2 separate regions of the Homo sapiens genome follow, and region 2 is linked to region 1. The links are chromatin contacts, found by Hi-C or POLR2A ChIA-PET in ENCODE. All regions are on one chromosome and are shown on one strand. The core of a region is the stretch at or near the end of the contact, and the rest is flanking DNA. Distances in the headings are between cores, read along the strand shown.

What was found. A loop is a pair of places that touch in the nucleus more often than their neighbours do. ChIA-PET counts read pairs that join two places held with the same protein, here RNA polymerase II (POLR2A). Pooled maps may share reads with other maps.
Region 2: a pooled map shows a loop between it and region 1 (2.3-fold over the local background). The contact joins two enhancer-like sites. A Hi-C loop is called at or near these places in 2 of 50 pooled maps. POLR2A ChIA-PET finds 5 or more read pairs at or near these places in 6 of 52 experiments (A549, HEK293, K562 and 3 more).

The regions. Positions count from the first base shown.
Region 1 is chr2:65,551,311-65,556,377 of GRCh38, reverse strand. It overlaps the pseudogene VTRNA2-2P. Among named protein-coding and RNA genes, the nearest start is that of LINC03050, 49 kb to the left of the region's middle. Within about 2 kb of position 3,007, at least 3 of the 41 ENCODE cell types and tissues checked have a DNase peak (open chromatin) inside an H3K27ac peak, as active enhancers do.
Region 2 is chr2:65,414,734-65,419,800 of GRCh38, reverse strand. All of the region lies in intron 1 of SPRED2 (sprouty related EVH1 domain containing 2), which reads left to right. Among named protein-coding and RNA genes, the nearest start is that of SPRED2, 15 kb to the left of the region's middle. Within about 2 kb of position 2,705, at least 6 of the 41 ENCODE cell types and tissues checked have a DNase peak (open chromatin) inside an H3K27ac peak, as active enhancers do.

The sequences.
Region 1 (5,067 bases), core at 1,758-4,257:
TGGCCTCTGCCACACCTACACCATCTTCCTGAATCACCCCACCGCTGACATCATAAATCATGGTTTTGCACACTTTGACCTCACTTCCACCATCCCTGCTCCCTGCCCTTCCCTCCAGTCCCAGCAAAAACCTGCATTTCCACCACCAAGCCAGGCCTCTTCTCTCCCCTCCCCTGGGTTCCTTCCCCACCCCCGGGAGTGAGCTGGCTACCAGTTCTCTCCCATCAGCCTTCCGTCTGTCTTCACCGTTTTCTCTATATAGCTCTTTTCCATCAGTATTTAAAGTCAGCCAAATCTCTCTCATCTTTAAAGAGAATTCCATATGTATAAAATTTTTTCTGGATGAATATATAAGAAATTGATCATAACTGTTACCTTTGGACAAGGAGAGACGAGGGAGTCTGAAAAGTACAGAATTTTACTTTTCATTTTATACATTTGCTGTAGTGTTTGATTTTTTTACCACGTACATTAATATTTTTATTAAAAATAGCAAATAAGACCTGGCACGGTGGCTCACGCCTGTAATCCCAGCACTTTGGGGGGCCGAGGCAGGTGGGTCACTTAAGGTCAAGAGTTCAAGACCAGCCTGGCCAACATGGTGAAACCCTGTCTGTACTAAAACTACAAAAATTAGCTGGGCGTGGTGGTGCATGCTTTTAATCCCAGCTACTTGGGAGGCTGAGGAGGGAGGCAGAGGTTGCAGTGAGCTGAGATCACGCCACTACACTCCAGCCTGGGCAACAGAGCAAGACTCCGTCTCAAAAAAAAAAAAAGCAAATAAATAAATAAAACGCAATGATGTAACCACCTCCTCTTCTCCCTTAGATGAAGCCCTCCCTTGGGTCAGCTTTGGCTCAAGTGGTTACTTCCTCATGCCAGACTTTCTGTCTCTCTAACTCCCTGTGCTGGGGTTTGAATCCTGCAGGTGCTTTCTGATCTTTAAAAAAAAAAAAAAAAAAAAAAGCCCTCCCTCAACCCATCCTTCTGCTGCTCGGAGTCATGCCCTTTGCAGTCGACTGCACTCTCTGCCTCCACTTCCTGGCCTCACACTTGTTCCTTGCCCACTGAGACCCGGCTGTTTCATGCAACATCCCGCTGAAATGTACCAGCTGGCAAAAGGCACTCATCATCATCACTGTCACTAAATCCAGGGCTTGTACCTCCTGATTCTCCTTGATGGTCTTATGGCATCTGGTCCACTGACCACGCCCTTCTTAGAACACTCTGCGGCAGGCTGGGTCTCCCACTTCTTGCTCTAGATGACACTGGTGTTTCCCAAGGGACCAACCTCATCCTTCCCCTCAAGCACCACGAGAGTTCATCTTCACCCAACTTGTGGTTGAGTAGGATATGATGAAGACTCCACACCCCAGCCTCCGGGCTTGACCTCTTCTTATCTAACACCCACTGGTCATTTTCTCAGTCAGCAGGTCCTCTCCCTCCACATGCCCCAAGCCTGCCCACTTTTGCCACCACTACCCACAATGATGAGTCACCTTTGACTCTTCCCCCACCTTCTCTTCCACACACTCCACCACTATCCCCATGCCTCTGAGTTTATGGCTAAGCATTTCCATGACCTGCCCTCTCCTCTGCCTTATTTCTACTGTCACTGCCTTAGGGTTCAGGCCTGGCACACCTCTCTCCTAGATGAATGCAACAGCCGACTGCCCTCGATGACTCCAGAACGGTCCCTCTCAGATCTGTCCTCCCCACCAGCTGCTAGAGTGGAAAGTAAAAAGGTATGGCTGTTTATTTGAAAATGCAAAATCAGCCAGGCGTGGTGGCTTACATCTGTAATCCCAGCACTTTGGGAGGCCGAGGCGGGCAGATCACGAGGTCAGGAGTTCAAGACCAGCCTGGCTTAATATGGTGAAACCCCGACTCTACTAAAATTACAAAAATTAGCCAGCTGTGGTGGCATGCACCTGTAGTCCCAGCTACTCAGGAGGGTGAGGCAGAAGAATCACTTGAACCCGGGAGGCAGAAGTTGCAGTGAGCCAAAATCACACCACTGCACTCCAGCCTGGGTGACAGAGTGAGACTGCATCTCAAAAAAAAAAAAGATTCCTCACTGCCAACCTACAACTAAGACCTGTCCATCCCACTCACCTCCAATAAAGGCTGAGTTCATCTCACAGTTCATAAGCCCTCCAGGACCTGGCCTTGTCTATGATCCAGCCTTATTTCCTACCACTCTCCACCTCAACTGCTAAGCTCCAGGTTCCTTGAAAATCTGAGTTGACAAAGCACCCACTGCCATTTCACACCTCGATGTGCAGACTCCTTGGTGACATTTGCAGGACCCCAGGGGCAAGAGTACAAATGAGGCCCACGTGTTGTACCATGTGTCTGAATACAATTTTTAAATCAAGTTAACAACTGGCTCAATAAAATATTTCCTTTCTAAAATTGAGATGTAATTTGCATACCATAAAATCCATCACTTTAAAGCATACAATTCAGTTGGTTTTTGGTATTTGGTGTCCACACGCAGGACCCTGGAGGCCTGCCCGGACTGTTGGGTGAGCCAAGGCGCCCGTGCCTTATCCCTGCCAGGAACATACACCTCAGCCGCGGCACCCCTTTGGGTAATTCTGTTCCTCCTCCCACCACGAGAAGGGAAAGAGGGGGGAAAAGAGATCCCCAAGCCAGTTTGTTCCTTATGAATTGCCCTGGGAGAGAGGTTTACTCTGGGCCAACAACAAAATGATGGGCTAAAATTTTTTTAATCTTCTGCGTATTCTAGTTATTCAATTTATACTCCCCCACCCAGTGACTTCCAATCCCTTTTGCAATACACAGCAAAATACAACTCTGTCTCAGACCATATTTTTCAGATCACATTTCCCGGGGTTGTTTCAGTAAAATAGTATTCGCCGATATACAGAGCCCCTTTTCTTCCCGCATGTTTTCTCCCTATTCTCCACAAGAGGGAGCCAGCAGGTCCTGTTTGGGCCACGGCTTCTCCGCTCCTCACATCCCTTCTCCAACCAGGGCAAAGAAGACGTGGGATCAGAACCTGCGGGCGGTAAACCAAGCCCACAGCTCTCACACTGTTTGGTGAGCAGGGCTGTGTAGAACAACAGGATTTTTCAACAACTTATTTCAAGGGAATAAGAGGTGAACACCTGTTTTTGTTGTTGTTGTTGTTGTTGTTTGTTTGTTTTTTGTTGTTGTTTTGAGACAGAGTCTCGCTCTGTCGCCCAGGCTGGAGTGCAGTGGCGCGATCTTGGCTCACTGCAACCTCTGCCTCCCGGGTTCAAGTGATTCTCCTGCCTCAGCCTCCTGAGTAGCTGGGATTACAGACACATGCCACCACGCCCGGCTAATTTTCATTTTTTTAGTAGAGACGGGGTTTCACCATGTTGGCCAGGCTGGTTTCGAACTCCTGACCTCGTGATCCGCCCGCCTTGGCCTCCCAAAGTCCTGGGATTACAGGCGTGAGCCACCGTGCCTGGCGAACACCTGTTCTTTAAAAAAAAGAGAGAGGCTGGGCGCGGTGGCTCATACCTGTAATCCCAGCACTTTGGGAGGCCGAGGTGGGCAGATCATGAGGTCAGGAGATTAAGACCATCCTGGCTAACACAGTGAAACCCCGTCTCTACTAAAAATACAAAAATAATTAGCCAGGCGTGGTGGCAGGAGCCTGTAGTCCCAGCTACTCTGGAGGCTGAGGCAGGAGAATGGCGTGAACCCGGGAGGCGGAGCTTGCAGTGAGCCGAGATGGCGCCACTGCACTCCAGCCTGGGTTACAGAGCCAGACTCCGTCTCAAAAAAAAAAAAAAAAAAAAGAGAGAGAAAGAGTGATCTGGAAACAATGGAAAAAGCTTTCTGTTCATTGAAGTCCATAATAGCGTTGTATGTACATGTTTAGTGAGCACAAAATTATTCCACAAATATAAATTAACTGGTTTTAGAAAAAATACATGGAAGACATTTTTATTAAGTCTCAGTTGCTGTCCTATTTTTTTTTTTTTTTTGAGACAGGGTCTCGCTATGTTGTCCAGGCTGGTCTCCAACTCCTGGCCTCAAGGGATCCTCCTGCCTCAGCCTCCTAAAGTGCTGGGATTACAGACACATGCTACCACACCCGACTTAATGTATTTTAATGGAACACAAAACTGATTTTTTTTTTTTTTGAGACAGAGTCTCACTCTGCTGCCGGAGCTGGAGTTCAGTGGTGCAATCTTGGCTAACTGCAACATCTGCCTCCTGGGTTCAAGCAATTCTCCTGCCTCAGCCTCCCTAGCAGCTGGGATTACAGGCATCCGCCACCATGCCCAGCTAATTTTTGTATTTTTAGAAGAAACGCGGTTTCGATGTGTTGGCCAGGCTGGTCTCAAACTCCTGACCTCATGACGCGCCTCGGCCTCCCAAAGTGCTGGGATTACAGGCGTGAGCCACCATGCCTGGCCACAAAACTGGTTTTTAAAAGTTGTTTTTTAAATATTAGACAATGTAAATGATAAGGTGACTTGTTTTGTGTTCAAGAGATAGTTCTTCATGCCACACTGTAAAGCAGGTGGGATATCAGGTTAAGGAGACTGGAAGCCCTAAATATTTTGACACCAAGGACTTGTGTGGGCCAGTAGGAAGATGTACTTGGTGGCAGTGGGAGGGACGCTCTGGATTCAGGCCTCGGGACCACGTGGGCAGCCCTGGTCCCCGTGAGTGGAGGAGTGATAAGGGCTAGCGTTGGGTGACAAAGGCTGAAGAAAGGACACATATGTGAGACTGTGAAGGAGTAACTGACAAGGCCTGGTTCTTGACTGAAGAGGTGGAAGTAGGAAGAAATCGGAAGCAAGCTAGGCGACTGATTTGACATTGGTTGTGGTTTGAGGCAAGAGTAGCAGAGGAATGACAATTCACTCTGAATTCCACACTTTGTAATCAATCCCTTTATTGTAATCACAGTAGTATTTATATATATTTGAAAAACAGTAGAACATAGAAGTGTGAAATATGCATTTGAAAAATAGTAGAACGTACATGCGTAAGGCAAGATATATTTGCTCTACAGGCAGGGCTTGTTGCACGGGTCACAGACCCCCTTGCAATAAC
Region 2 (5,067 bases), core at 1,456-3,955, 140 kb after region 1:
AAACCATATGCACTCCATGCATTGTTTGTGAACCAAATACGTAATGTCTCCCAAGCATATGTATTACTGTCTTTCAGAGTATGTAGCTACATTTGTAGAATAATAAAATACAACCTTATTACAATACTACTGAATTCACAGTGGATGTTTGGCATATATTTTTCTTGGCTCACAGTTAATAAACACACACACACACACACACACACACACACACACACACACAACTATAATCCCTGTGAAGGGAAGTGCTCCCTGAATTTTTTCCCTTTGAGTCCTTGTGCTTGGAAAGTTGGGAATTATTGTTATGAACCGCATTCTGGATATAAGAACGTAAGTGTGGGCACTCTTTGGGGGTGAGGGATGAATACACAGAGGGTGCCTTGGTACTCTGGAGTGGATTTAGTGGAAGGTCTGAAGGAAAGCAAAGGACATGTTTAGTTGGAGTTGGATGGGGGGAGTTACAAGTGAGTCTAACCTACAGACTATGTATAAAGTTTGGGTCGTCTGATTAAAGGAGGAAGAGTTAGGGGAGTGAATCTTCTGTCTGCCAGCTCTGTCCCCTTTCTACTCTTGGAGTTAGCACCTTGTCTGTGTGGTACACAAGTGGAAAAGAGGATACACTCAACACTAAAAGTTCTTGAATGTGGATACCAAGTCTAAAGCAGATAGGTACCTGCTTGCCAAGTGTGGTAAGTTCTGGGATGGGAGTCAGAAAACTTAGGTCTGCCACTGACCTGCTGTGTGGCCTTGAGCAAGATTGTCAGCATCCCTAGACTCAGTTTTCTCATCTCTAGAATAAAGGGATTGAATAATAAAGTAATATTTAAGGATTCTTTTCATTCTAAATATTGCAAGCAGAATTTATATTTTTTAAAAAAAGACTTTTATTCTTACTTATAAGCATAATATTCTTGTTTTAAATAAAAAAAAATGATAAGAAATTAAAGGCCAGGTGCGGTGGCTCATACCTGTAATCCCAGCACTTTGGGAGGCTGAGGTGGGCAGATCACTTCAGGTCAGGAGTTTGAGACCAGCCTGGCCAATATGGTGAAATCCCATCTCTACTAAAAATACAAAAACTTAGCTGGGCGTGGTGGCGTGCATGTGTAGTCCCAGCTACTTGGGAGGCTGAGACATGAGAATGACTTAAACCCAGGAGACGGAGGTTGCAGTGAGCCAAGGTCGTGCCAGTATGCTCCAGCCCGGGCAACAAAGTGAGACCCTGTCAAAAAAAAAGAAAAAAGAAAGAAAGAAAAAGGAAAGAAAGAAAGAAATATTTATCACTGCACCAGCCAGGGGAGAGTTCACTTCCGACAAGGTGAGTCTTGAGTCTTTGAGGACTCAGAAAAGGATGATGGTAGTATTTAGGGGAGGAGACAGGTCAGCAAGGTGGAGAGGAGACATCTCATGTCCAAAGGTTTCTTCCACAGATAGGGACACTCCATGTCTGAGTTTATGCTGGGGGAGCTCAGAGAAAGCCAGTCAAGTCAGGTGAGGCTAAATTTGGGAGGATATTGAGTACCAGCCAGGCTGACAAAGCACGTATTTGGACTTTTGTTCTTTGAGTAGAACAGAGCTGGTTGAGGCTTTGAAACAAAGAGACGATGAAGTGATATGTTGGTAGAATCAAACAGATTAGTTAGAGAGTGCAGGCTAGGCTGGAGTCAGGGAGACCACTAATAATTCTGTCTGACAGATCTCAGCTGGATTTTTCTCTCTGACTTTAGTTAAATGCAGTGAGCCTGGATATAGAAACATATATTGTGAAGAGATAGTTGTTGGGGAAGATGGTCAAGGGGGCTGTGAAATTCAGAACAAAATTAGCCAACTTATTTTGTAAATCAGACATACAGCCTAGAATTAACCCAAGTGAAGTTTTGTTTTTGTTTGGTTTCAGTATTGTTACTTCTCACAGCACTCGTCAGTGAAGTGGTGAATGCTTTGCCCTTTCTCGCTGAAGTAAAATGGTTTCCATCTGACCATAACCTTTTAGAACTAGAGAGGATCTTAGGAAAATACGAGCTCAGCTCCCTCTTTTTTACACATAATTTGCAATCTGGAGAGGCTGAGTGACTAACTCAGGGTCACAAAGCTAGTTAGTTTGGGCTAGATCAGTGAGATATCATCTGGTTCCAGGCCTGTTTTGGGTACTGTGTTAAACATTCATGACAACTGCTTTGAGTTACTGAACCCTCAGGAGATAGGAAAAAGATGGTGGAAATTAATTGAGATAAAGGTGGCCCAGGTAGATGTTGAACCACCAGCATTGAACAGATGGCTAGCCTTGGTCACACCCTGCATGAGGTGGAGGTAGATGAGCTTCCCAGATGCTCTTCTTGTGTAGCTCTCCTGAACATGGTAGGTAGGGGTCTTAAGCTTTGGTTTCCGCATGTCTGTGTTCCAGGTACAGGAGCACTGGGAGTGGAGGCAGGGAAGGGCCTTCAGCTCACTATCCTGGGAGAGAGAAGGTGGGTCCTTAGATGATCAGCTGAAATACATGTGAAGTTCCAAGGTTTTTGCACCTGGGCACCAGAAAAATGTTTATGAAACATTACCTATGCTTGTTCTTCCCCCGCTGCTCCAGTGCCTTCTGTTCTCCCCATGTGTTTGCTTTTGATGTTAACTGCCAAGGTGGTGTGGTCATAGACAGCAGGAAGTAATATCTGATATGCAGGTCTCCTGGGGTGGGGGGAGGTGGGTGCCAGGATGGGAAGGGTGGCGGTTTTGGCACATTGTTGTGAGAACTCTGTGCACTTAGAAGCCAACAGGTGCTGTTATAGCAAAGAGAGAGAAGAAGGAGGAGTTGACCGTCTGGTCATACATATAACCAGCATTTTTTATGGTAGCTTTTTACTCTTAAGTTTTTCTAAGGCCACTGCACCATAGGTTAACTCCGAATAAAGTGGGGCTTGTCCTCTGTACTGAATCACACAGCTAGTAAGTATCATGGCCAAGGGCATCTACAAACCTAGGCTTGAGACAGAATGAAAATAGTCCCCAAACCAAGACACAGTATCCGGAGAGCCCAAGGTCCCACAGACGCCTAGGAGGTCCCACCCAGCTTTGCCATGGTAAGGCTTGATCCATTTCCCCATCCTACTTTGAAACTAGATTTTACCATCAGGACTCCCGTTGGGATAACAAAATTCATACTGCTTGTGTAGGACAGGAAACTTGTATTTTTTAAAAAATTTCCTTCTCTTGGGCTTCCAGCGACCCCCCTCCCCTCTGCTTTTCTTGTTAATCCCCATCAGCTGGGCATTCTTCTTAGCATAAAGGATCCCTTGTGAGGCTAAACTGTGAGGGTAGTTTGGTTATAATGGCTTACCTGTAGACCCACTCTTCCACACTCTCTTGTTCAGGATGGAGCAGTACAACAGTGACCAGGAGAACTAGATGTGTGTGGTTCATTTCCCATCCCGTCCCTGGGCAGTGTGTTGGTTGGCATGCAGCCTGAAATATACACCCCCCCAACTGTCTCAACAAGGACAATTTAGCAACAAAACCAGAGGCCCCAAGGAAGAGCATATCTGAGGTTGCTTGGGGATGTCACCAAGGAGAAACAACACTCTTCATCTCTCCCATCTTAACCTTTCTCATCCGTAGACCGATTGAATCTGAATGTCACCCCCATCCTCCCATCCTCCCGAGTTGGTATTTTAATAATCCAAGAGATTCTAACATGCTTTAGCTAATCCGGGATTTAGAAGGGGCAACACCCAAATCAAACCTAGAAGGTTGCAACCAACCTGGGCAGTATTGACCAGGGAGCATTTAGTCTTTTTAAAGATCCTCCTCTCTCTCTTCTGCCTATTAATTCATTCCGATTAATCTGTCATACTGGGTGGTATTTAAAAGGTGACACACATTCGTATTAGTGAGCTGAGGAGAGGAATGTTGCTCCTTTTCTTTCGCCCTTTGTTCTTTCTCATTTCAAATTAGATGACCAATAACCTCCCAGGGAGGCATATACCAAATGGATGTTACATGTGAAGCAAATTGTAAGAGCCAATAAAAAATAAATTCTAATTGTTGATCCAAAGAGTCGCTTTGAATAAAAAAAATTAAAAAATAAAAAAAAAATCACCTACAGCAGTCCAAAATTATAACTGGTTTTTATTTTTATTTTAAAAGGTTCGGCTGAAACTTTAAAAGGTCTATTAATGTTTTCAGAAATTTTCCTTGGTGATGTAACACAGATGTCTTTAGGATATGAATTTAGCTATTTTAATGGTTAAAGCAGTAAATATAGAGGTGTTTTAAAATGTTGCCCCTTTTTGGTGGAGTGGGGGCCAGTTACTTTGCAGGGAACAGGAATAATTCCTTATATTTGAATTTTTTTTTTTTTAACAAAACTTTGTTAACATAGGATTGGTATTTGCTTGAATTTAAAGGAAAGCAGAGCTATAAAATCATATGCTTTTACCTAGAAATGAAAATACATTGACTTAAAACAGATGTCTCTAACAAAGACTGATGCCAGGTTTTAAGATTGTATCTTGTCACCCACAAGTGTGGCACTGCATGCAAATGTGGGGAAGGCCCAAAAGTTGTTTTAATGTCTTAGGAGAAAATGTGAAGGGCATACATAAAAATGGGACAGAGTCTTACACAACAGCGTGAATGTACTTAATGCCACTGAATTGTATAAAAATGGTTAAAGTGGTAAGTTTTATGTTATGTATATTTTAGTATGATTAAAACATTTTGTTTAGGCTAGTTGTGATGGCTCACACCTGTAATCCCAATAGTTTGGGAAGCTAAGACAGGAGAACAGGAATTCAAGACCAGCCTGGGCAACATAGCAAGACTCTGTGTCTACCAAAACAAAAAAAAATTTTTTTAAACGGGATAGAGTCAACTAATGACTCAGAGAAACACTTCCCTCCTGAAAAATGGAATCCTGGACACAACTATCTGGCTTTTACATCCTTATTTATAGATTTCTAGCTCCCAATCAATTCCTGCCTAGTCCCCTCTGCAACTCTGTTCTCCCTGTCCCGCCCCAAAAGCTCCCTTCACAGAAATTTAAAGAAGATCAACTTTGAGATTACTCCAGTAATGGCC